Regions from separate parts of the Mus musculus genome. Here region 2 is linked to region 1. Evidence: chromatin loops called from intact Hi-C (ENCODE). Cell type or tissue: gastrocnemius. All regions are shown on one strand. Each heading gives the region's core, and the rest is flanking DNA. Links, peaks and the distances in the headings are about the cores only. Region 1 overlaps Gm36899 (a long non-coding RNA gene). Region 2 has its middle 100 kb from the start of Gm36899.

Region 1 (12,964 bases), core at 1,562-9,561:
AGTCAGTTTTGGGGTAGAGTCTATTGTTGTTCCTCAAAGACATCAGTCACCACCAACACAATGACGTTGAGAATGTTGGAAGTGAGGTACAGTTAGCTGATCAGTTGCCGATCTGCTCATCTGGAGAAACGTAAAGCAGGGGCTTATGGGATTCCTTCTGGTTCCACAGACCCCAGCTCTGGGTCATTCTTTATGAACTGAACTGGACAGAGATGTGCCACTGAGGTAGATGTGCGGTTGCTTCTTATTCATTTTCCTCTCTTTAATTGCCTTCAGCATTTCACTGACCACATGATTTAAAATGGATAAGATATCTAATGATGTTTGTGTTTGAAATCTTGCTGTCTATCCAGGGTTTATTGTTTTTTAAGTTCTTTGATAGCAACGTGACTTTTACACAGATTTCTTGTGTAACTCAGTTCAATCACGTTTTCTGTTTTGTATTTGATAAAGAGAGCTGCTTTAGTCCCTGTTTCTAGTACATAATTCTGCATAAAATATCCCATTCCCTGATGTGGGACTTAATTGCAGTAATTCTTCAAGCATCTCCCACTTCTTTCCCATGCCCTAAAAATAATAATAGAAATGAACACATTTGTGTTTGAATTGGCTCTTCCTTAAATTATTGTATGCTTAATCTCTGGTGTAACAAAGGGTTGACTTTTCTATCATGTGCTTAGTGCTAATCAGGCTTCTATAGTCTTGCGATAACACATAGAAAGACTCCCCTGTTTCCAAGACTTTATTCTTAAGAAAGAAGAAGACAAACAAGGGCTCTTTGGCCCGACACTGCATTTCAACCTGATCTACTTTTTTCTCTTTAGAACTACCAATTCTATGAGAATAGCACTAGGCCAGGCGTGGTGGCCTTTAATCCCAGCACTCCGGAGGCAGAGGCAAGCGGATTTCTGAGTTCGAGGCCAGCCTGGTCTACAAAGTGAGTTCCAGGACAGCCAGGGCTGTAGTCCCCCCTCCCCCAGCCTGAAACCTGCTTGCTCAGGGGTGGAGCTTCCTGCTCATTCGTTCTGCCACGCCCACTGCTGGACCTTGCAGCTTTGCTGTTTGGAGCCACATCGTGCTCACCCTGCTACTGGATTCCGAGATTATTTGGCGGGAATCGGGTCCCCTCCCCCTTCCTTCATAACTGAGTGTCGCAACAGTAAAATTGAGCTTTGATCAGAGTGACTTTGACTTGGCTCCGTTCTTTCTTCCGCCCGTCTAGTTCATCTCTTGCAGCCTGAGTTGCCATCTCAGTTGAACCGTTCGTTGCGAGCTGCTGGTCGGCTGCAACACAGGGCTATACAGAGAAACCTGTCTTGAGAGAGAGAGAGAGAGAGAGAGAGAGAGAGAGAGAGAGAGAGAATAACACCAGTTCATTAGATGAGTGATGTTAGCAGACTATTTCACTTACATACCACACAGTTCACCCCTATATCCCTAAACTCCACCAGAGAGATTTTTCACACTTGAAATTATTTCTGATTTCAATGCATCATCTCCCTACTAATTACATTATTTTGTTGGTGTCTAAATAGATGGTAAAGGTGCTAATGGCATCACTCCTTGTGGATCAGTTAACCTTGTTGTAGGTCATGTAGCAGCATCTTTTGTGTGTCTACTGTATGCTGGGCATAGTATAAGATCATTAGTTTGAGCCTCCATGGAACCCTTGTGTGCTCCCTCCCTTTTGCAATGATGTGCCCCGTGGCCATCTTGGGACCCTGTTATCATAAGACCTTAACCAGATGTAGGTCTTTAATCTTAGACCAGAACTATGAACCAAAAATCAACCTCTTTTCTTTATAGGACACCTAGCCTCAAGCATGTCATTATAGAAATAGAAAACAGACTTACAGCCTATCTAAAGTAAGAAGAGAGGTTGATTATCAATATATAAGCATGACCTGTGGAACCCATCAAAAACAAAGTGACCTTCAGAAGGGAAGGGACCAGAGCCAGGTAACATAATATGGCTAGGACTCTCTCTGCATCATTAATCTCTATTCATCCCCCTCCTCCCCTCTCCTTGCCTCCTTCCCTTCCTCTGCCGCCTCCTCCTCCTCCTCCTCCTCTTCTTTTCTCACTCCATCCTGCTATCTTCTACATACCTGGTCCAGATCGTGGGCACACAGAGACAATGCCTGCCTCATAGTGTCCTTAGGCCTCTTTCGCTACTAAGTCTACGTTTGAACAAAGGGGCCTCTAGGTCATGTTGTCCACTGTCACTCTGGGTACTCATGGGAGGATAGCTGTGTGTACCTCTCAGCCCGTGGGTTATCCATGGCGCCTTCCTCTTAGGCTTTGTAGCACTATCTACACACATTGTATCATAGGTAGATTTTCAAAGATATTCTACCTAAGAAGCCCCAGCTTTCCTACTTACGACTGCACACTCCACACTCTGCAAATGGAAGGCAGCCCAAGGTCACATCCAGCCTCTTAGCAAAATCCAGATCCTAACACTGGGATGCACTTACATCCTAACACCACGATGCAAATACAATCTTGACCTTTTCCTTATAAAGAAACGTTAACTCTTTGATCCGAAGAACTGATATTCTTTGGTTGTAGGAATTAGCAAATAGATCTATTTGGAACATATAATTAGATGATTATAAAAATCACTTCACTGAAATGGTAGTGGAATTAATTTTAATGTATTTTCCTGAGCCAAGGATCTCAAGATCTTATTATAACAGCTACTAAGTATGCAAATATCAATGAGATGCTTTGCATTTTGTTCTCCTGTTAGTGCTCAAAGTCTTGTGTGTGTACACATGTGCCTGGTTCTCTTTCTATATGTGCTTGGTTGGTCTTAAGCTGCACTAACCATGGTTTTCAGTCCTAGGAGATGGACCCCATCTAGGATCACTCATTCTGTGGAAGAGGAGTGCCTTTGCCCAGAGAAGTAAACACCCTAGGTTCAGTTGTCTGGTTCTCTAAGCCTGGTGCCAGCTGCCCAGAAGCGGGTTGGGAAGGTCAACTGTCTGTTCCCAGGAGACTTTGGCTAATTCAGAAGACTCTTTCTCTGGTAGTTGTATAGGAGAGAATGGAGTGGTCTGCTAAGGTGAAGTTCTTGGATCCTACTATCTTTTGCTAGGACATAGAAACCCAGGAGAGCATCCAGAGTTACTCAGTGGGTCACCCTGCTCATCCACACAACTGCAAATGGTAGAAATAAGATTGTAGTCTCTGATCCTAAAGCCAATTCTCAACACTGCTAGTCTCCCTGGCTCCTTGGGAGTTGACTCTATGCATCCTTGCAGGATGCAGGCTGGGATCACCACTAGACAGGACCTGAGGTAGAGTTGGCTCAGGAAGGCAGCTCCTGAGTAGACTGAGGTAGAGGCAGCATAAGGGCCTTGGGTGAATATGGGACCGGGGTTGGGGTAGGCTAGGAATTGGGGAAAACAAGGATGAGCTCATATGCCCACCTTAAAGCCCTGAAAAGAGCCTTCAGGTGTGGTCAGACCCAAGGTGGCTGCTACGGCTAGGCTGCCCGAAGGGAGACTTGTTTTGGATGGAGATGAAGTGCTAAGCTGTTTGCTTTTCAGTGAAATGCCCCACCCAAGAATGTTCCAGTCATCCTTCTAAAGACTCAACCCCTCCAGAGAGGGTCTGGTTTCCCTGAGTCAGTAGTTTGGTCTCCTACTGTCTAAGGACTCTGCCAATTTGTCTCCAAAAAGTGTTTTGCCCTTTGAGCAGATGGAGCTGCAACTAACTCTGAGTTAGTACCAGTCCCTTTGGCCCCTGCTGTAGGAACTTTCCAGATCTTTCCCCGGCACTGGGGCCACAGGTAGGCACTGGCTTTGAACTTGACACTCATCTAACTGGTCAGCCCTGGTTTCAGAGCTGCTTGCACACAACAGGTAGCTGTGAACTTGTTGACAGCCAGCCAGCCCTTATCTGCAGTGTTTGGTCACCTACATTTCCAGAGGACTGACTGCTGACAGCCCCAGCCAGGAGGTAACGAAGGGCATCTTGCTCTCACTCTGTGGCTGGCAAGGACTTTGCTAAGGACTTTAATGTGTGTTTGCCAGATGTGCTGAAGATGGGCTGTCCTGATGTTCTCATTCAGATCATGTGGGGGAAAAAGGGTAAACTGAGTTCTAGTCCAGCTTCTGTTGCCTTTACCCAACTTTCTCCCACAAAACTTTACACACTAAAGCTTATATAAACTTCAATCAATATAATCTTTTAAAATTTTATTTATTTTATGTATAAGAGTACTCTCAGCATATTCATGTTCACACCAGAAGAGAATATCAGATCACACTATAGATGGTTGTGAGCCATCATGTGGTTGCTGGGACTTAAATGCAGGGCCTCTGAAAAAGCAGCCAGTGCTCTTAACTGCTGAGCCATCTCTCCAGCCCCAATATAATAATCTTTAAAAGTATGACTGAATCTGTGTTCTAAAAAAAAAATAGCAATGGGGGAAAAAAAGGAAACCATTCAGATTCAGATCAAGAATGACTGTGCATGGCTGTAAGGTCAGCTGAGACAGGAAACTCACGAGATCCAAGTCAGCCTGGGCTTCCTTGGGAGTTCAAGGTCAGCCAAGGCTAAATAGCAAAGCCCTGCCTTAAAAGGAGAGGGGGCTAATATCCACTTATCAGTGAGTACATATTGTGTGAGTTCTTTTGTGATTGGGTTACCTCACTTAGGATGATGCCCTCCGGGTCCATCCATTTGCCTAGGAATTTCATAAATTCATTCTTTTTAATAACTGAGTAGTACTCCATTGTGTAAATGTACCACATTTTCTGTATCCATTCCTCTGTTGAGGGGCATCTGGGTTCTTTCCAGCTTCTGGCTATTATAAACAAGGCTGCTATGAACATAGTGGAGCATGTGTCCTTCTTACCAGTTGGAACATCTTCTGGATATATGCCCAGGAGAGGTATTGCAGGATCCTCCAGTAGTACTATGTCCAATTTTCTGAGGAACCGCCAGACTGATTTCCAGAGTGGTTGTACAAGCTTGCAATCCCACCAGCAGTGGAGGAGTGTTCCTCTTTCTCCACATCCTCGCCAGCATCTGCTGTCACCTGAATTTTTGAACTTAGCTATTCTGACTGGTGTGAGGTGGAATCTCAGGGTTGTTTTGATTTGCATTTCCCTGATGATTAAGGATGCTGAACATTTTTTCAGGTGCTTCTCAGCCATTCAGTATTCCTCAGGTGAGAATTCTTTGTTTAGCTCTGAGCCCTATTTTTAAATGGGGTTATTTGATTTTCTGGAGTCCACCTTCTTGAGTTCTTTATATATATTGGATATTAGTCCCCTATCTGATTTAGGATAGGTAAAGATCCTTTCCCAATCTCTTGGTGACCTTTTTGTCTTATTGATGGTGTCTTTTGCCTGGCAGAAGCTTTGCAATTTTATGAGGTCCCATTTGTTGATTCCCGATCTTACAGCACAAGCCATTGCTGTTCTATTCAGGAATTTTCCCCCTGTACCCTTATCTTCCAGGCTTTTCCCTATTTTCTCCTCTATAAGTTTCAGTGTCTCTGGTTTTATGTGGAGTTCCTTAATCCACTTAGATTTGACCTTAGTACAAGGAGATAGGAATGGATCAATTCACATTCTTCTACATGATAACAGCCAGTTGTGCCAGCACCATTTGTTGAAAATACTGTCTTTTTTCCACTGGATGGTTTTTGCTCCCTTGTCAAAAATAAAGTGACCATAGGTGTGTGGGTTCATTTCTGGGTCTTCAATTCTATTCCATTGGTCTACTTGTCTATCGCTATACCAGTACCATGCAGGTTTTTTTTTTTTTTTTAATCACAATTGCTCTGTAGTACAGCTTTAGGTCAGGCATGGTGATTCCATCAGAGGTTCTTTTATGATTGAGAAGAGTTTTTGCTATCCTAGGTTTTTTGTTATTCCAGATGAATTTGCAGATTGCCATTTCTAGTTCGTTGAAGAACTGAGTTGGAATTTTGATGGGGATTGCATTGAATCTGTAGATTGCTTTTGGCAAGATAGCTATTTTTACTATATTGATCCTGCCAATCTATGAGCATGGGAGATCTTTCCATCTTCTGAGATCTTCTTTAATTTCTTTCTTCAGAGACTTGAAGTTCTTATCATATAGATCTTTCACTTCCTTAGTTAGAGTCACTCCAAGATATTTTATATTATTTGTGACTATTGAGAAGGGTGTTGTTTCCCTAATTTCTTTCTCAGCCTGTTTATCCTTTGTGTACAGAAAGGCCATTGACTTGTTTGAGTTAATTTTACATCCAGCTACTTCACTGAAGCTGTTTATCAGGCTTAGGAGTTCTCTGGTGAAATTTTTAGGGTCACTTATATATACTATCATATCATCTGCAAAAAGTGACATTTTGACTTCTTCCTTTCCAATTTGTATCTCCTTGATCTCCTTTTGTTGTCGAATTGCTCTGGCTAGGACTTCAAGTACAATGTTGAATAGGTAGGGAGAAAGTGGGCAGCCTTGTCTAGTCCCTGAATTTAGTGGGATTGCTTCAGCTTCTCACCATTTACTTTGATGTTGGCTACTGGTTTGCTGTAGATTGCTTTTATCATGTTTAGGTATGGGCCTTGAATTCCTGATCTTTCCAAGACTTTTATCATGAATGGGTGTTACCAAGATATAAGATACAATTTGCTAAACACATGAAACTCAAGAAGAATGAAGATCAAAGTGTGGACACTTTGCCTCTTCTTAGAATTGGGAACAAAACACCCATGGAAGGAGTTACAGAGACAAAGTTTGGAGCTGTGACAAAAGGATGGACCATCTAGAGACTGCCATACCTGGGGATCCATCCCATAATCAGCCTCCAAACGCTGACACCATTGCATACACCAACAAGATTTTGCTGAAAAGACCTTGATATAGCTGTCTCTTGTGAGACTATGCCGGGGCCTAGCAAACACAGAAGTGGATGCTCACAGTCAGCTATTGGATGGATCACGTTGCCCCCAATGGAGGCGCTAGAGAAAGTAACCAAGGAGCTAAAGGGATCTGCAACCCTATAGGTGGAACAACAATATGAACTAACCAGTACCCCAGAGCTCTTGACTCTAGCTGCATATGTATCAAAAGATGGCCTAGTTGGCCATCACTGGAAAGAGAGGCCCATTTGACATGCGAACTTTATATGCCCCAGTACAGGGGAAAGCCAGGGCCAAGAAGTGGGAGTGGGTGGGTAGGGGAGTGGGTGGGGAAGCGGGTGGGGGACTTTTGGGATAGCATTGGAAATGTAAATGAAACAAATACCTAATTTTAAAAAAAGGAGAGGGGTAGGGGCTGTAGCTTCATTGGGGAGTACTCACAGTACTTACCTCCTATAGATCAGCTTCTACTTTCTATCCTCACTATGGCTCCCACCCACCAAAGAAGAGAAGCTGCATTTCAGCATCTGGGAAATATTAAATTCACATTTTTCCTGTATATAAAAACCACAGGGAACTTTTGAAGTTATTTTTTGAGGCAGGGTCTCATGTAGCTCTGCAGATGAAGACATTAGACTCCTGATTCTTCTGTTCTACCTCCTAGTGCTTGGATTACACGCATATACCCCACACCTGATTTTTACAGTGCTAGGGATGAGACTTGGGCCATCTTGTGTGCTAAGCAAGCATTGTACCAACTGACCTACATCCCTAGCCCAAAGCGGTGGCCTTGGGATGCTCCCAGGCATGATAAGAGATTTGTGTGTCCTAAGAGCGAGGGAGGAAGCGCAGGTGGTAACTCAGTGTTTGGCTTCAGCTGAAACTAAGGGGGGGGGGTCATTTCTCAGTCTGGGTGGCAGAGAAGCAGCAGCCAAGCAGGTCCAGAGATGGAGGCCAAGAACTTGAGGGGTTGTGTCAGCTTTAGGATGCTCGCTAGACACCAGGAGGGGACGTGAGGGAAAGCGGTGTGTGGATCTAGTGGTTGGAAGCTGAGAGAGAAAGAGGGCTGAGTTTTGATTTGGGAGCCTTCAGCAGGAAGGCAATGAGTCAGGTCATAAGAGAGAGGTAGGTTTAAGGTCTAAGAACCAAACTCTCTTCCCCAAAACGCACACGGGAAGGGAGGCAGGTGCTCCTAGGAGTTCGGGGAGCTGGGAGGGAGAAAAGTTTTACTTATAGCCTTGGCTGGTCTCTAACTCCCAATCCCCCTTCATCAGCCTCTCCAATGCTGCATCTGTGTACTACCGTATCTGGTTTAGGGGATGGTTATTTCCACAGCAAACGGGGAACGTAGCTAAGAACATTAGCGAGCCAAAGGAGCAAGGACAGAGGACTGACCGCACCGTGGATTTCAAAACTGTATGCAGCTGGCAAGATGATAATTCAAGTCTTAGAAATGAGGAAGCTAAGACTCAGAGAGTCTTAGCTTGAGGAAATTGCCCAGATGGGAATCGTGTGGGGAGGTCCTCAAAAATTAAGAACATATGACCTTCCGTGCTAGCAGTGGCTAATGTACAGAGCGTGTGAAGTTGCTGATGGAGAGACCTCAGCACTCTGGTGTTCTCTGCAGCTCTGGTCACAGTAACAGTAATACAGAAGGAATCCACCATCCATCAACTGATGACTGGCTAAAGGGAATGTGTATATATGGAATGGGATACAGGATTCAACCTTTTACAAGGACATGGGCGAACCCAGAATACATTATATTAAATAAGTCAGGCACAGAAAAACACCTCCTGGCACCACTTGACTGTGAAGTGTAAAAATGTTGATTATAGAATCAGGAAATAAAATGGTAGGAGTGTTGCCGTGTCAAAGGACATAAAATTTCAGCTAGAAAGAGGAAGGTGTTCAAAAGCAGCTGGAGCAGGTTAGCTGAGTAATCGGGTAAAGCATCCATCACTTGCTGTGTGAGCCTGAGGATCCCTCAGCAGCTAGAGAATGCCAGAACTGACTCCCAAGGTAGTCAGTCAGTCCTCTGACCTCCACCGTGTTACCATGGTACCCCCTCACACACGCTTCCTAGACATGCATAGATGATAATTACAAACATAGGTTTTAGAGCCAAGCATGGCTTGGCTCTATCTATCCCAAAACCTTGAGTGTAAGTAATTCAAAGCCAGAGACCTCCCAAATCTATTATGCAACATGGTGACTACAGTTAATAGTATGCTTTATGTTCCAAAAGCGATAAGGCAATGTTCTCACCACAAAAGATAAAGGTGAGCCACTGCACACATTATATAAGCTGATGTAACATTCCACAGTACAACCATATGTCAAAACATTGTGTTACATACAATAAAAACACATAATTACCATAATCATTTAAAAGGATTCTTTTTTTAGTCTTTTTAAGATGTGGTCTTATATAGCAGAGGTTGGCATTGACTTTTGATCTTCTGCTTCTGCCAGGGTTACTAGCATTTGACACACATCCCGCTAACACAGTTTTTTTCCTTTGTTTTTAGGGACAGGGACTTGATGCTGGCTTGGAACTCACTATATATGCCAGTCTTGCATTAGTGATAATCCTCCTGCCTCAGCTTCCGAAGTGCTGGGGATTATAGATATAAGGCACTATGCCTGGCCTCAAACATAGAATTCTAAATATAAAATATTAAATTTTTCTGTTTATTTTTATATGTGTGTGCCTACTTGTCTTTGACCATACCACATACCACATACATATTACATGGTACATGCACGAAGGTGCCAATGGAGTCTAGATGAGGTCATCAGATCCCTTGAAGGTGGGTCTGAACTTCTCAGTTTGGAATCTGGGAATCAAGCCTGGGTTCTCTGTGAGAGTAGCGAGTGTTCTTAACCACTGAGCCATCTCTCTGGCTCCTTGAAAACAAGGCTTTCCAACTTCTAAGCACATGCTCTACTGAGGGACTACGTGCCACCACCAACCCAAGACCAGTGTCAAGTGATGTGGTAGGAACTCAAACTCAGGTTCTCTGGACTCCAGGGCTCCCTGCTGTGTGACCTAGACCACTGCCCTCACGTTGACATCCCTACACCCAGTTTGTGAGTCCAGGGCCCCTTATTCCAACGGCTGTGTAGACTGTGGCAGGGCTTCCACAAAGGAGCCTAGCTAGCTCCATATGGAGGATGGTGGATCAGATGGGTGCAGAATGATCTGAGAGTCACTTAAAATGAGATGGAGGAGAGATACATCGTGTTAAGCAGTGGCTTTTCTACCACTTAGATTCCATTTTAGCTCAAGATTGCTTGAAAAGCTTCCTATTTAGCATGAGAGAGGGAAACGGCTCAAAATAAAAGTGTTTATTCCAAAAACTGCAGGGTGAGATCTGAGCAGCTCCACAGATTCCAGGCAGCCATGCAGATGGCGGGTGAAATCTAAGCTCTTTGTGTTTATTTCCTTCTCCCTCTCTCTCTCTTTCAGGTTTATTACACATTTTTTTTGAAAAAACACTAATCAGAATACGCTCAGGTTAACATAAATAACCCTAAGCTCTGCAGCAGGGTATCAAGTCCTTGGGGAAAACTATTTGAAGTGAGAGGCATTTCTTCCTTGAGAACAAAGGAGCTAAGGACCTTCCCTACTACCTAGATATTATTTTCAGGCTGTGTGTTCTTAAAATTACTCAATATTCCGAACATAGATTTTTAAATCTGGAGTTTTCAGACCAAAGTCAAGTAGGTTTAGAGTAAGTTAGTACAGATAAAGTGTGATGGTTTTGTATGCTTGGCCCAGGGAGAGGCAATAATAGGAGGTGTGGCCCTGTTGAAGTGTGTGTGGCCCCGTTGAAATAGGTGTGTTGCTGTGGGCGTGGTCTTAAGACCCTCATCCTAGCTGCCTGGAAGCCAATATTCTGCTAGCAAGCTTCAGATGAAGATGTAGAACTCTCAGCTCTTCCTGCACCATGTCTGTCTGTGGATGCTGGCATGTTCCTTCATTGATGATAATGGACTGAACCTCTGAACCTGTAAGCCAGCCCCAGTTAAATGTTGTCCTTACAAGACTTGCCTTGGTCATAGTGTCTGTTCACAGCAGTAAAACCCTAACTAAGACATAAAGGTTTTTTTTTTCCTTTTCTTTTTGTCATACATAAAACATGAAAGGCTGTTCATTTCAGTTTAAATTTATTTCATCGGGGCCCATAACAAGTAATCAAAAATTCAGTGGCTTAAACCAGATGGAATTTATTCTGTCACAGCCTGGGAGATCTGAAGAATAAAGTGATGGCCACACACTCTCTGAGGGCTTCAGCCAAGACTGTGCCCTTTCTCTTTCAACTAGACTCAGCTAGAGATCTTTCTGGTGGTGTTGGCTGCATAGCCTAGCTTCTGCTTGTCTTCACATGCCTTTGGCTAGGTCTCTGCTAAGTCATCCCTCCTGTTCTCTGGAAAGGACACTGTGATGCGACTTCGGAAGCACCCCAAATCTAGGAAGAACTTGTCTCCAGACCACTAGGTTCATTGTCTGCAAGCATTCCTTTTAAAAAAAATAATGGCCACAGCTGGATGTGGTAGCTCATGCCTTTAATCCCAGCACTTGGGAAGAGAGGCAGGAGGATCTCTGTGAGTTCAAAGCCAGCTTGTTCTATATATTGGACAGCTATGACGACACAGCGATACCCAGCAGTATAGGTAAGTATAATAAAATAGAAAGTAATGATCAAACTTCCTGCTGGGTGCCGAGGTTCTGATCCGTGCAGCCTGGGGTGTTACCGCCCACTTCACCATACAGCATCCCAGCAGGAAGTGATGGGAAGGAATTGGGGCTTTGGCTAGACTTCCTCAGATGCCCACATCCATGTCTGTGCACATGTTCTCCTTTACAAGTGTACAGGCTCAGCGTTCCTGATCCAATGCTTGGGATGAGAAGTGGTCCTAATTTGGTATTTTCTTGGTTTGAGACAACTACAAGGGTTTTACTGGTTGCACATTTCTGACCACCAAAACTGAAATGCTCCTAAACTCAAAATGGCTTTTTGGTGCTGGGCCTCAAGTCCAGAGAGCATGAGGTATCATTGAGCTACACACCTAACCCTATAGGACCCACCCCAGTTCTCTGTCTCTGTCCGTCTCTGTCTGTCTCTGTCTCTCTGTCTCTCTCTCTCTGGCAAAGGCTTACTGTGTAGTTGAGGATGGCCTCAAACTTGTAATCCTTCTGTCTCAGTCTCTTAAATACTGGGATTCTAGGTTTATTCACCATGCTTAACCCCACAGTTTAAAACTTTAAAAAAACAAAAACAAAAAACTGGACCTTGTGTAGCCCAGGCTAGCTTTAAGCTAACTCACTAATGTGATAATGTTGGCCATGAACCCCTGGTCCTCCTGCTTCTACCTCACAGATGCTGGGATTGGAGGAGTGTTACCACATTCAGCTCAGAATTAGAAACTTTTGAGCACTGTGTTATCATCTCAGTATTTAGAAAGTTTCGGAAAGCTAAGGTGATGGATCAGTTAAGTGCCTGTTGGACAAACATGCGGACCCAAGTTTGGTCCCCCAGAACCTACATAAAGAAGCCAGTCACAGGCAAGGATGTGGAGCAAGGGGAACACTCCTCCATTGCTGGTGGGAGTGCAAATTTGTACAAACACTCTGGAAATCCATTTGGCAGTTTCTCAGAAAATTGGGACTAGTCTTACCTCAAGACCCAGCTACTCCTGGGCATATACCCAAAAGATGCTCCACCATTCCATTTGTTCAGCTATGCTCATAGCAGCTTTACTCATAATAGCCAGAAACTGAAAACAACCTAGATGTTCCTCAACTGAAGAATGGATATAGAAAATGTGGTTCATCTACACCATTGTACTGGCTAGTTTTGTGTCAACTTGACACAGCTGGAGTTATCACAGAGAAAGGAGCTTCAGTTGAGGAAATGCCTCCATGAGATTCAACTGTAAGGCATTTTCTCAATTAGTGATCAAGGGGGAAAGGCCCCTTGTGGGTGGGACCATCTCTGGGCTGGTAGTCTTGGGTTCTATAAGAGAGCAGGCTGAGCAAGCCAGGGGAAGCAAGCCAGCAAGTAACATCCCTCCATGGCCTCTGCATTAGC
Region 2 (12,964 bases), core at 2,843-10,842, 96 kb after region 1:
TTTATTTTATACATGTGGGTGTTTTGCTTATATGCATGCCTGTGCACCATATACATACAGTTCCCTTGGAGGACAGAAGAGAGTGTTGGCTACTCTGGAACTGTAGTTACAGATGGTTGCAATCCTCTGTGTGAGTGCTGGGATCTATCCTGGGTCCTTGGGAAGAGTAGTCAGTGCTTTTAACCACTGAGCCATCTCTCCATCCCCTTGAAAATTCTTTTACTGAGGGAAAAAAAGAGCTTTGGGGGGTGGATGTCTGGGGATTAGGAAGGAGTTATGAAGTGAGTTGCTATTTTCAAGGGGAATTAAAGGAAATTGTGTTTCCCTTCAATCACACTCTCAGGAAATGAGGATGTTTCTATAATTGAACATCTTAATCAATCCCATCTCAGAGATGGAAAGAGCACATTGAAGCCAGAGTAGTAACTTTAGCAGCCACAGTGAGAAGATGTCCAGTTGTTCTTAGAGTTCAAGCGTTGGTCTTGTTTTAAAGTCTGTGTTCAGCCCATAGGAAAACCAAGTTATAAACAAGTTGTCTTGATTCATTGGAGTTGCAAAGTGACCTTTCAGGCTATTGGTCTTCTGTGAAATGACTTAGGTTCCACAGGAGAACATGGCGTCTCCTCTAGATGACTAAGTTTACTCTTTGGAGTATCAAAGCCTGGAGGTCAGGCCAGGCTTATCCAATGGGTCAAAGGTCTGCTCTTATGTTATGCTTCATCATTTATATTGATGAGGAAAGGGCTCACGTAATTTTTCCCTTTTATTTGTTTTAGATTCTGCTATTAAATTTATTTTGGTTTCATAAAATATATTAGGAAGTAAAGCCTCTTTCTCTAGACTATATAAAAGTTTATGCAGCATTTGTATACTTTATTCTTTTTTTAAAATTAAAAATAACTTTATGCATATAGCTGTTTTGTCTGCATGTAAGTATCTATATCATGTGTATACCGGGTGTCTGAAGAGGCTAGAGGAAGGAACCCCTGAAACTGAAGTTCCATATGGTTGTGATTGGTTGCGCCGATCATCTGAAAGAGCAGCTAGTGCTCTTAACTGCTGAGCTGTATCTCTTTGCCCCTGATCCCATTTATTTTTGAGTGTTTGGAGAGAATTCTCTGATGATGTCATCTAGTTACTGACAGAGGCACCTTCCTTGGAAAAAGTTTAAACAGGCTGCTCTGAATCTGAATCGTCTTTGTGATTGAGCCTTGACCTTGGTCCTTGTTCTCGCTGGATCTGGTAGACTAGTTGTAACAAAACCTCATTAAATTGATTGAAAGAGGACCTTCTGCTTTTGGTATCTATGTTCCTCTCCCGTCTCCCTGATATCTAATCAAATTGCTTGTCTTCTATGTTTGCATCTAATTACCCTTTCTTCAGTAGGCTTGTTATGTTCCTGTATCGGGACAGTCTGGTCTTGTCATCTCCTCTTAATGATTTCCATGGACTTATCTCATTATCCTTATGTGTATATTTTTCTCTTGTAAATAACATCTTTTTTCTACTATTTTTATGGAGACTTTCTTATAAGCTCTTATGCTATTTTATAGTTTTCTGGAGATTAAAACAAACAAACAACCGAGCCTAATATAATGAGTTCCACACATCCTGTAAGACAATGCTGAGTCCTTAACACAGTTTAGGTCCCTATAACCCTCTTTCCTGTTGGTATTTTTCATGCACAGTTGAATTACCTACATATTAGATATCAACAAGGTGCTATTTCTGTTTTGTATAATTAATAGTCATTTAGATTTCCACCACTCATTAATCTTAAATGCCTTTTGTGCTGCATTTCTGTGATTCACACGGGGGAAAACACCACTGAGAGTCAGACTTAATCTACTTCTTCCCTTTGCTTTCTCAAGGCCACTTGAATAAATATATTGTCTTCCCAGCCCTATAAAATCATGTGACGTTTTGCTGAATAAACTGCCTCTTCACATTTTCTACCCAGCTTCTTAATCTCCAGCTCACTACTAAGAAATTCACACCTGTCCAGAAGGTGAAAGTGAAGCTAGGCTCATGTTGAACATTTCTCTTCTTTCTCAGATCTGGTGCTTACATTCCACCTGCTTGGCTTTGGCACTTTGTCCCTGCTTTTGGCTGAGTAGCTAGTTGTTCCAAATTGAAACATTCCCTCCTGGAGGAAGCCAAGGAAATTTCCTAGGTTCAGGAAGCTTATGAAATTTACAAGACTCAGGGTGGTCAGAGAGGTATAAAACGCAATGTCCCTCCCTCAATTGTGTCTTAGTTACTTCTATTGTTGTGAAGAGACACCATGACCAAAGCAGCTTAAAAAAAGGAACAAGGGGCTGGTGAGATGGCTCAGTGGGTAAGAGCACCCGACTGCTCTTCCGAAGGTCCAGAGTTCAAATCCCAGCAACCACATGGTGGCTCACAACCATCCGTAACGAGATCCGACTCCCTCTTCTGGAGTGTCTGAAGACAGCTACAGTGTACTTACATATAATAATAAATAAATCTTAAAAAAAAAAAAAAAAAGGAACAAATTGGATTGGGGGCTTGCTTACAGGTTCAGGGCCTTCATCCATGACCATCATGGTAGGGACCATGATAGCACGTGAGCAGGTATGGTGCTCACGGAGTAGCTAGCATCTATCTTAAAGATGGAGGTAGAGATAGTGGGACTTGTGGGGAGGGAAGGCTGGGTCTGGCATTGGCTTTGGAAACCTCAAAACCCATTCCCAGTGACACATCTGCTCCAACAAGGCTACACCGCCGCCCGTTCCTTCCTAAGTACTCACGAGCAAGGAATCAAATATATGCGCCCGTGGAGACCATTCTCACTCAAAGCACCACCACTCCTATAAGCAGTAAACCATTACTGCAGTAGAGGACCTGGACCCTCTCCAGTGTGCTGCCTTCTAGTTGAGGAGTGGGTGTCAGGCATGCAGTCTTTGGAAGTGAACTCTATGCTACATAGGTCTTTTTCACAACACTACTACCCTTGAGTCATGCAGGATCCTCTAACCTCAACAAACTCACTGCTTTGCCAAGATAATCTTGAGTGAAATAATTTCTTTTGTGAGTACACATTTATCCATATCTAAGAAAAAGCTATGCAGTAAGTATAGTGAATTTTGAAAGTTTTTCTTTCTGTTCTTAGTTTTTAAAAAATATATATATCTTAAGACTATTCCATCATAGCCAGAAGAAAAAGTCCTGGAATTAACGGTTTTCATCATGTGTTCTCTGGCACATAGGAAGCCTTCAGGCATCTAAGTCTCAAACCTTATGAGTGTTAAGGGTCTGCACGTGAGAAGTAAGAACAGGATGCTTTGTCCTGTGGAGCCCCTGCCAACTACAGACTCTTTCTTCCGATTTAGCGTACAGCGTGAGAGGGAGCAATTCACTCCCCCCTCACCTGTTGTCTCTCTACAGTGATACACAGAACACAGTGGAGACCGCTGAATGTTCAGGACTCTAAGAAGGGACTCCAACCGTGACACACCTTGTGTTCTTTCCCCAGAGGCCTGCCACCGAGCCAGAAATCCTCTCTCTCTCTCAAAAAGAAAAACAAACAAGCAAAAAAAAAAAAAAAAACAAAAAAAAAACAAAAAAAAAACCCAATCTGCACAGCTTGAGAAGGTTTACAAATTTCAAAGTTCTGAGATCCTAACGTGACACTGGCTTTGTTGAATAACATTGGATTCATCTTTAGGAGCAAGAATGGATTGCTGAGAGAGGCATGTCATGATAGGAAGACAGGAAAAAGGGGGGAAAAGAGTCATATTATCCCTACTAGGACCTTGCCTCAACAGTGTCTAGGGCCTCAGGCTATTGATGCTTTATTATTATTTTTCTCCATCAGGAACCAGGTTCTCTGAGTCTCCTTTTCTACACAGACCAGAAATCTGTACACATGTGTAGACAAATAACTATGGTGTTAGACAATAAATGTTTCAATTAATATCTCCCCTCTACTACCACCTTCTAGGCACTAAGAGTGGATCAGGGGAAATTTGATAGTAATAATAACTATATTCTGTATGCCTGTGAGCTGTGGGGGTCTTCTCTTCCTTTCCATTTGTCAAGAGCTCAGCTCTTTTGAAGCAACCCTTACTGCTAGAGCTTGGTGTACTCTGTGGTGTATAAATACTCTCCCCCATCTGTTGTCTATTTATGTGTGACATTCTATAAATACGTTAATTGGTACTGCTCTTCCTTTAACTGTCACTGCTGTCTCTTTTCATGACAAGCTTCTATTAAATGGGACAAAATATGATGGGATAAGATAAAACCATCCAGTAATAAGGGCCCATGTTGGCCAAAAAGGAATGTAACCGGAAGAAAAGTTCAGCCTCTCATGGTAAGGAAAGGACAGTTTAGACTCACCGGTGAGTCTGCACGTGACACCTAAGAGTAAAACCTCTTGCCTAGATGCAGGCGAGGGAAGCCCTTCAGGCGACTACTGAAACGAATGAACCAGTTTCAAGCTTTACATTTTTATAAAAGTGGACTTATTTTAGACAAGTATGGTTTTGGCAATATTTCACAGACTGTAATCCATATGCACTCATTTTGCCTTGAAAGACTAGCCACGTATTTAACAAGGGAAAACCATGGTGCAAATGCTCATTTCAAACATCTCGTAGACTGGATACAAACGGGGCCCAATGGCCTGTGCAATAGAGAGAGTACATGTGTACTGACCTTCATCTATGTGGTCTTTAAGGGTATGGGGACAAGTCAAGTGAAAACTCTGCTTCTCCATGTTCTAAAGGGTTAAAAGACGTTATTTCAGGACTTAAGCAATGGACTAAAATTTAGGCTATGAAGAGGTACTCTATTTATGCAGGTGACTTTAGACTAATGTCATCCAAGATCAGCAGATCGTGTATCATCAGAAACGACCACAGGGACTGCGGCTGCTCCATGTGTCCTCCCTGGATGTGTGCCAAGGAGACTCTTCAGAAATGTGTCAGGCCAGAGCAGAGACCCCAGTTTGATTTCTCTATCCCCTGGGGAGGCTTCAACTTTGCTCTAAGGCCTTCAGTGGATTGGATGAAGCAATTCTAGATGATAACTTCCTTGCTCTAAAGGTCACTGACTGCTGGTGCTAAGCACCTCTCCAAAACACCTCTGGAGCTGTGCTTATTTCATGGAACCAGAGCCGTGCCACGTTGACCCTAAAGACGAGCTGTGATCACTGGTCAGGGAAACCATTCGTGTGGTTGGAAGAACATCATCCAGCAATGCCCTTCAGCAGATTCAGGATGCAAGATCTGGCCCGGCCTGGCCTGGCCTCCCTGCCCTGTCAGCTGCTGCTTTTCTCACTTCATCTCAGAGTCCTTGTGGCACAAAAGCCCAGGACATGTCCTCCCCACCTTTCCCCCACTCCCCCACCCCACCTTCTCTCCAGACCTTCATACTCAGTAACAATCTGAGCTCGGGACATTAGATGCAAGTGTAGAGCTTCTATATTTCTTATTTAAAAACAATACACAGAGAAAAGAACCAGTCAAACCCTGCCTGACCTCGTTTCCTTTGCTTTTGGGAAGCAGGTACAGCGTAGCTTTGGGAATGTGTAGGCTGGGTTTATTTCTAAAGAATAATTTGATAGATACTAAAATGAATGAAGGCTCTGCAAGCATGAATTATTTACTCAGAGAATGTAAGGGGAATAGAGCCATAAAATTGAGCAAAGTTCTCTTGGCCAACCAATATTTATTTTACAGAGATTTTCATTGCTGCTTTATATTCTCTGCAGCTAGAATCCTTAAATGTGACTCTATATACCTTCTTCTGTTTGTTCAGTCATTTCCCCCTCCCCTCTTCCAATCTTTCAGTCCCCCCTTTCTTTTTCCCTCCTTTCCTTCCTTCCCCTCTTCTTGTTTAGCAACGCAATAATATTAACTATATTATCTTGGAACATACAAAATAAACCCAATGAGAGTGACTACAATATATACTGGATAAGAAGGGAAATAAATTTGAACTGAAGCTTAGATTCTATTGCTAGGCTACTAAATACTGATCTATCAAAAACACAATGTGGAAGAGTACAATAATCCAATTTACTTGTTGAATGTTGTTTGTGAAATGAGGTTATAGAAATTCTCCTCTTCCAAACCTATTTTGAGCCTCTCTTCTCTTGTGTGGCTGCACAAGGCTCCACAGAAGTAAAGGAAAAGAGTTCAGGTGGAGTTTGACTGGTTATTTATTCTATGTGTGTGTGTGTGTGTGTGTGTGTGTGTGTGTGTGTGTGTGTGTGCATGTGTATAAGAAATAAGGGAGTTCTAACACTCGAGTCTAGTGTCCTGAGCTCAGATTGCTATTGAGGTATAAAGGACTGGAGAAAAAATAGGGTCAGGGATGCAGTAGTGGGGGTAGGTGGGGGAGGATATGTTCTTCAAATGCAAGCTCTTGGTCTGACATGCAGTATGTGTCTATGGGAGACTGAAACACAAGTCTGGGAAACTCAAAGCCAGCTTGGGCTACACTGTGAATCACTGTTTTGAAACCACCTGACAACCAGTGCTGAACACATTAGTACTCTGGAGAAATGACCTTGCAAAATCTTTTTCTTTCTTTTTTTTTTTTAAGCCTCCAAATTTGATTACTATACAGGATAAGAACAGTTGAAACATTTTGCTCTTTATTCTCATTATGAAATTATGTTGAGAGAGTGCTACCAGAATTTAAAAAAACAAACAAACAAACAAACAAAAAACCTTTGAGATACCCTGGCCTGACACAGACCCCTGCTGCTCACACTTGGGAGTCCCTGAGCAGCGATCCAGGTAGTCACATGTTTCGTCTAGTGAGCTGACCAAGTCAGGACCACAAGGAAAGACACTCCAGAGTGATGAATGGGTCCTGTTGGTCAGCCACAGCAGCCTTTCAGCTTGTGGTGGGAAAACCTGCAGCATGGAAAGGCAGAATTTTTAGCCACACCTTTCTGTCTTGACAGAGGAGGAAAACCATGAACGGGAGTGTTTGAATTGAAATGTCTTTAACAGCTTTCTTAGAGGGTAATATTTCATGTCTTAAAACATCATTTGAAGAAGAAGAATGTACTCTGGGCTCTTTAGTTCATGCTTGGGTGGGCTCTGATTGGGCGCTGTGATGTTTGTCAGTGGGGGCTGAGTGGGATATACTTTGACTTGTTCATATTCTTCCCGCAAACACTTAGAAAGGAGCCCTACCATTTGTCTGCCTTCCGTGGTCGAGTTCACGTTTGGCTCCAGTACTCCAGCAAGGCCTCAGAGATTTAGAGTGCCAGTGAAGGCCCTCCGCTGTGAGGGTGGACTCTCTGCCTTCCAAACACTGCTCAGGGAAAGCTGCCAGCAAGCGCAGGCAGCAGGAGCACTTCTCTACTAGGAGTGGAAAAAACTGGAAATCACTGGATGCTGATGGAGCAGTCTCTCTTCTGTTATCCATCTTTTAGGCTACAAAGGTTCCATTTTACATTCCAACACACATGGAGTTGTGTATGCACATAGACTCTGAACTTAAAAGCATGACCAACCAACTCTTGATTGCTTTAAATATTTTTTTAAATCAGATCCTGCTAGTCCTTCTAACCCAATCCAACCTAATCCAGTTCAGCCCAGTACAATCCAATCCATTCCAATCCACTGCACCCTGTCCCCACAGCAATCCATTGCTCTCATCTCTAATTCCACCCACCCTCTCCAGCGCAATGAGATGCAAGGTAGTCAGATCCATTGTGTCCTCTCTAATCATATAATCTTATCCAGTCTATTCTCAGCTCTCCAATCTCATCCAAAACAGTTAGTCCTTGCCTACCCTTCCTACTTTATTTGATCAAATCCCATTGCATACATTCCATACTATTACACACACACACACACACACACACACACACACACACACACACACACACATTTTCCTTTAAGACAGGGTCTCACAATACATCTTGGCTGGCCTAGAACTCACTATGTAGACCAGAATGTCTCACAAAGATCTGTCTGATATCATCTCCCAAACGCTGGGATTAAAAGCATGTATCATCATGTCTGGCCCCTACCTTAGTCTGCCTTTTCTCTATCTGAAATTCGAATCGTGTCTTTATGACACTTAACAACTTTAGATTATTTTTGTTTTATGTTCGTTAATGTTTTTCCTGCTGTGATGGTTATTTACGGTTGTCAACTTGATTACACCTGGAATTAACTAAGACTCAAGTTGCTGAGTATATGCCTATGAGGGATTTTCTTAAGTCATTCGAAGTAGGAAGATCCACCTTTAATCTGGATCACGCCTTCTGATGGCAGCCTATATAAGGAACAGAAAAGAAGGAAGGCTTTGCCTTTGCCTTTGACTGCTTGCCCCACTGTCACTCCTAAGTCTGTTGTCTCACTGGCATTGGAGCCTACCTCTTTGAGATTGGAGCCTACTTCTCTGGCACGTACTAAAGACCACCTAAGACAGTCAGTCTCATGGACAGAACAACTACTAAACTATTGGACTTTCTGTTGGCAGACAGCCATTATTGGACTAATTGAATCATAATCTGTAAGCCACTCTAATAAATCTCCTTTATATGTGTGTGTGTTCATTTTGTCAGTTCTTCTAGCAAACACTCACAACTGTACCCAACTATTTGTATGTACACTGTGTGCTTGCCATGGGCCACAGAAGAAGGTGTTAGATCCCCTGGAACTGAAGTTACAGAGAGTTGTGAGCTAACTTGTCAGGGCTGGGAATAAATCTAGATCTTCTGCTGTAGCAACAAGTGCTCTCACCTGGTGCTCTGCCTCTCCACCCCTACACTTTCATATTTGGGGGAAAAACCACTAATTACTTGTAGAAAATAAAGCCAGCAGGTAGCAGTATCATGAATGTTTACAAGGAAAGATGCTCTCATACACTGAATGCTGCTGCCTGCAGGTATACTGCAGGTATACTACAGGTACACTTCAGATGTACTGCAGGTGTATTGCAGGTGTGCTGCAGGTGTGCTGCAGGTGTGCTTCAGGTGTACTGCAGGTGCACTACAGGTGTACTATAGGTATACTGCAGGTGTACTTCAGATGTACTGCAGGTGTGCTGCAGGTGTACTGCAGGTGTACTGCAGGTATACTACAGGCATACTTCAGATGCACTGCAGGTGTACTGCAGGTGTGCTGCAGGTGTACTTCAGATGTACTGCAGGTGTGCTGCAGGTGCACTACAGGTGTACTATAGGTATACTGCAGGTGTACTGCAGGTTTACTGCAGATGTACTGCAGGTATACTGTAGATATGTTGTGCCTGCCAGTATGTGTAGCCCTCTTCCTCCTATGTACTCTCTCACATGGCATAGGTAGACACAGGAATGTCTAGGTTTATTTATCCACTTATTACTTAACTGTAGTTCCCAAAGTTGACTTTTTATTCTCAGACATGGCTAAGTCATTGTGGGGTCCAGTTGGGAAGTGAAGGAATGGTTCTGGGAATGCAATTCTCAGACCTCATACCCCAGTGAAGTCAGTAGTAAACAGCAGTGTCTAGCAGAGAGGACTCTGATCTTCTGGAGCAATGTAAGGAGATGGTACTCATTTGTGTTCACAGCTGGCTCTGGCCAATACACTAAGCGACCTCAGAGAAGAAATTAATTGCTGGCTTTTCCTGCCATGTTAATGGTGCTCCATTGGGTATTCAAAAGCAACTTTCAAAGGAGGGAGTGATTCGGTCCGTAGTTTTGTTTATCTTGGGGTTTCCAGAGTCTGGACTTCTTTATTAAAGGCTGTCATCTGAGGGCTTTGACCACAAAGACTTAGCATCATGTCTTTAAGAGAAAGTCGAAACCAGGGTTAATGAAAGTTAAAAGTTTTTGGGTCTCCCTGTAGGTCTCCTGTACAGACACTTGTTTTGCAACCGTCTCTTGCCTGGGTGTGCCAGGTCTTTGCAGACCAGCTCAACCGGGGGGAAAGCAAAATAAACATAAGCAGTAGCCATCACAGCATACAGACTCTTTTTTTCCTACTAGACAAGTCTTTTTTTCCTCATTAAAATTGAGTCTGGATTTGAAATTTTGAATCATCCTAGAAGACAGAACCTTGTTTTTGCTTAAATCACATGTCTTCTACCTGTGTTTCCCAGGGAAGCCCCTGGATTCTTCTTATTTCCTTAGCTCAGGAATCCCGTTCTCAGCCTCAGTAGGGCACATTGGAGCCAGCATGGGATCAGTTCCCAACTGTGGGAGCAGGAGTTATACCCAGGAATGGTCCAGAGGTGTTACTGCATGGGATCCTAAGGGACATGGTGCTGGGTCTAATGAGTGCGAAGTTGCAGAGGGGCCGTGTAGACTTCAGAGGACATACAGACTTTGAAATCTTCCTAAAGCCTGCAGGTGTTAGTCACGACGCTGCAGAAGGAAATACAGAGGCTCCTGAAGGAGCTGAGAAGCTGACTCATTGGAATGGGTTTCCTGCCACTGCTGACACGTGGATGCCCCACACTGGAGCATGATGCTGGGATGTTCCTCCAGCTTTGTGTCCCCAAAATGCCACCATCTACCTGCTCATCCTCTCAAGAGTCAGCCCTGATGACCAGATCTCCTCTTTCCTTTACACGTGGACTCCTTTAAAATGTTTCTGGTCCTCGTGCCATGTCAGCATGCGAAGAGTTTATCCTATTTTGAACGACATGACTTGGAAGACAAGGACTTCTCCATCTGTCCTTTCCCAGAGTGACAGATTCTACATCTGTGCCCCAGCCTTAAGGGTGACCCAGTACCGCCTGCAGAACTTGCTAAAACACAAATTACTGGGCCTCATCTCCAGACTTTGCGTTCCACGTCTAGCAAGCCCCCAGGTGGTTCTGATGGTCTGGGATGCAGAGTGAGAGTCACTGCTCTGAAGGAAACATCCGCTGGCTTTACTCATTCTTCCATCCACTGCCTGACCTATCCCTATCTGTACACTGTCCCCCTACTTTCAACTTCCAGGAGTCAATTCCCACAGGAGCTCCGTGTTTGGTCTTCTTGAGCTGTCGGGTCAGCTGACCACATCCGTTGTTATTCCCTTTGGTTTCCATGACAGCACTGTCTCCTAAGTCGCGCCATTCCTTGCTGGTTGGCTCTTTTGAGCTCCTCTTTAGGAGCCTCTTCTAATCACCACGAATGTCTTCTCAGGGAATTGACCCTGCTTCTGCTTCTCACTTTGCTCTTCCTGGACTGCCCCACCCCACTGACACATCCACCCACACAAGCTGAACCGCCCATCCCAGCTTCTCCTCTGCTTCATGATGCCTCCATCTTTAGCCTCACGTAGTTGGACTTATCTCTAAACCTCTGCAAAGTTCTCTTCCTAATGCTGCAACCCTTTAGCACAGTTCATGTTGTCATGATCCCCAACTAAAAACTTAGTTTCATTGCTACTTCATAACTGTAATTTTGCTACTATCATAAATCACAATGTAAATCTCTGGTTTGGTGGGGTTTTATTTGTTGTTTTTTTTTGTTTGTTGTTTGTTTGTTTGTTTTGCTTTTGTTTTAGGTGTCCTCTGTGAAAGGGGTCATAACCTACAGGTTGAGAACCACTACTCTAAATGGATCTATTCAGTTTCTTACTCAGGTGAATGGTACTCAGTTTTCCCTAGACTCATAATCTTTATGTGATTCTTCTTTTTCTCCCAGATCCCTTCCTTCTCATGTCTAATTCATCATGAAGACAGCTATGATAGTATTCATTTCATCTTTCATTGTGGATGGCTTCTCTCACTGCCCTTTACCGATGTTACCAAAGTACTCTCCTGGCCTTTAAATGATTGTAGCTCATGGTATTGGCTTTCTGGTATCTTCTAGACACTTTTAAAACATAAGGGACTCAGCATAGAGATGGGTCGGCGGTTAAAAGCACCCAGTCCTCTTGTAGAGGAACTGAGTTTGGCTTTCAGCACACATGTAGCATCCAACTGTGATTCCAGTTCCTGGTTGATGTCATTCTGACAGGGAAGGAGATGGCCGTTTCATTCTTGCTGTCACACGGAAAAAAACAGACATCGTGACACATTTGATCCCTCAAACGCTTCAGATATAGCTGAGGAGGAAGAGGAGACCTTACCTGCACTTCTAAGTAGGACTGGAAATCAGGACACCATATGGCCTCCATTGACATCATGAAGGTGGAGGCATTCAGCCTGGCCACTGGGAATCTTGGAGTTTTGATCTCAGGGAGGTTGCTTCACATCTTTAGGTCATGAGCCTTCCATATGTGAAATTACGGTTCTCATGAAGACAGACTGAGACAATGCAACTGCACAGTGTAGCTCTAGGTACAAAATAAGCTCGTGACAGTTGTTAGTTATGATGCTGACGTTCACTATAATTTATTGAGCTAAATTTCACTTTCTGACTATTTTGATAACTTCCACTCTTTCCTTTTTATTGTTATATATAATTTTGGAAGAAAGAATAAAACAAAATCAATAGATGATTAGAGTTGAAATTACTTTTATGCTTTTTTTTTTTTTTTGGTCTGAAGTTGAAAAAAATCAACTTAATTTTCCATTTATGTTTGAAATGATTTTTGAAAACTCTTGGGATTCCTTGTGATCTTTCTCAAATGCATAGCTCACTGGGGCTTTGAAGTTAATTAAGTGTTTCCTAAATGCTGATCCTCCACTGGAGGGAAGGATATCAGAAGAGGCACCTAGGGGATGCATTTGTATGTAAGTCACGGGGGAAGGGGGACAGTGTGCATCTGTTCTGGACTTGGGCTGCTCTGCCCTTGGGTGGATTCACCGAGGTGTGGAACACCTTGCCTTTGCTTCTGCTCAGTCTTGGTCTGCAGATCCCAACAGCTGGGTTTCCAAACACTGATAACCTGGGAAGCTCAAGTGCTTCAGAACTAAGGGAAAGTTCTCAGGAGCTAGGGCTCTTTCAGCATCTGACTGACATTGGTGTTAGCCCTTTGGTCATTTTGTGTCGTGCTATCTTCAATGCTTGCACGACACTTACTCCCCACAGTTCTAGGGGCTGGGAAGT

The links. Hi-C counts contacts between places; a loop is a spot of excess contacts. Peaks named below come from ENCODE experiments on the same cell type or tissue, not always from the same donor. Only the 100,000 strongest peaks of a DNase experiment are listed, where the experiment ranks them.
Region 2: it touches region 1 in a loop (2.7-fold over the local background); 4 of 42 quality-filtered maps call a loop at or near these places.

Annotation. Positions count from the first base shown.
Region 1 is chr15:27,448,051-27,461,014 of GRCm38, reverse strand. It overlaps Gm36899 (a long non-coding RNA gene), which reads left to right. Exons shown (of 4, transcript XR_001781615.1): 3 at 170-225; 4 at 825-927. Among named protein-coding and RNA genes, the nearest start is that of Gm36899, 8.3 kb to the left of the region's middle. In gastrocnemius, for the core only: no CTCF peak of the experiment used is centred there; no DNase peak of the experiment used is centred there.
Region 2 is chr15:27,352,973-27,365,936 of GRCm38, reverse strand. No RefSeq gene overlaps it. Among named protein-coding and RNA genes, the nearest start is that of Gm36899, 100 kb to the left of the region's middle. In gastrocnemius, for the core only: no CTCF peak of the experiment used is centred there; DNase peaks (open chromatin) are centred at 4,925, 6,763 and 7,297.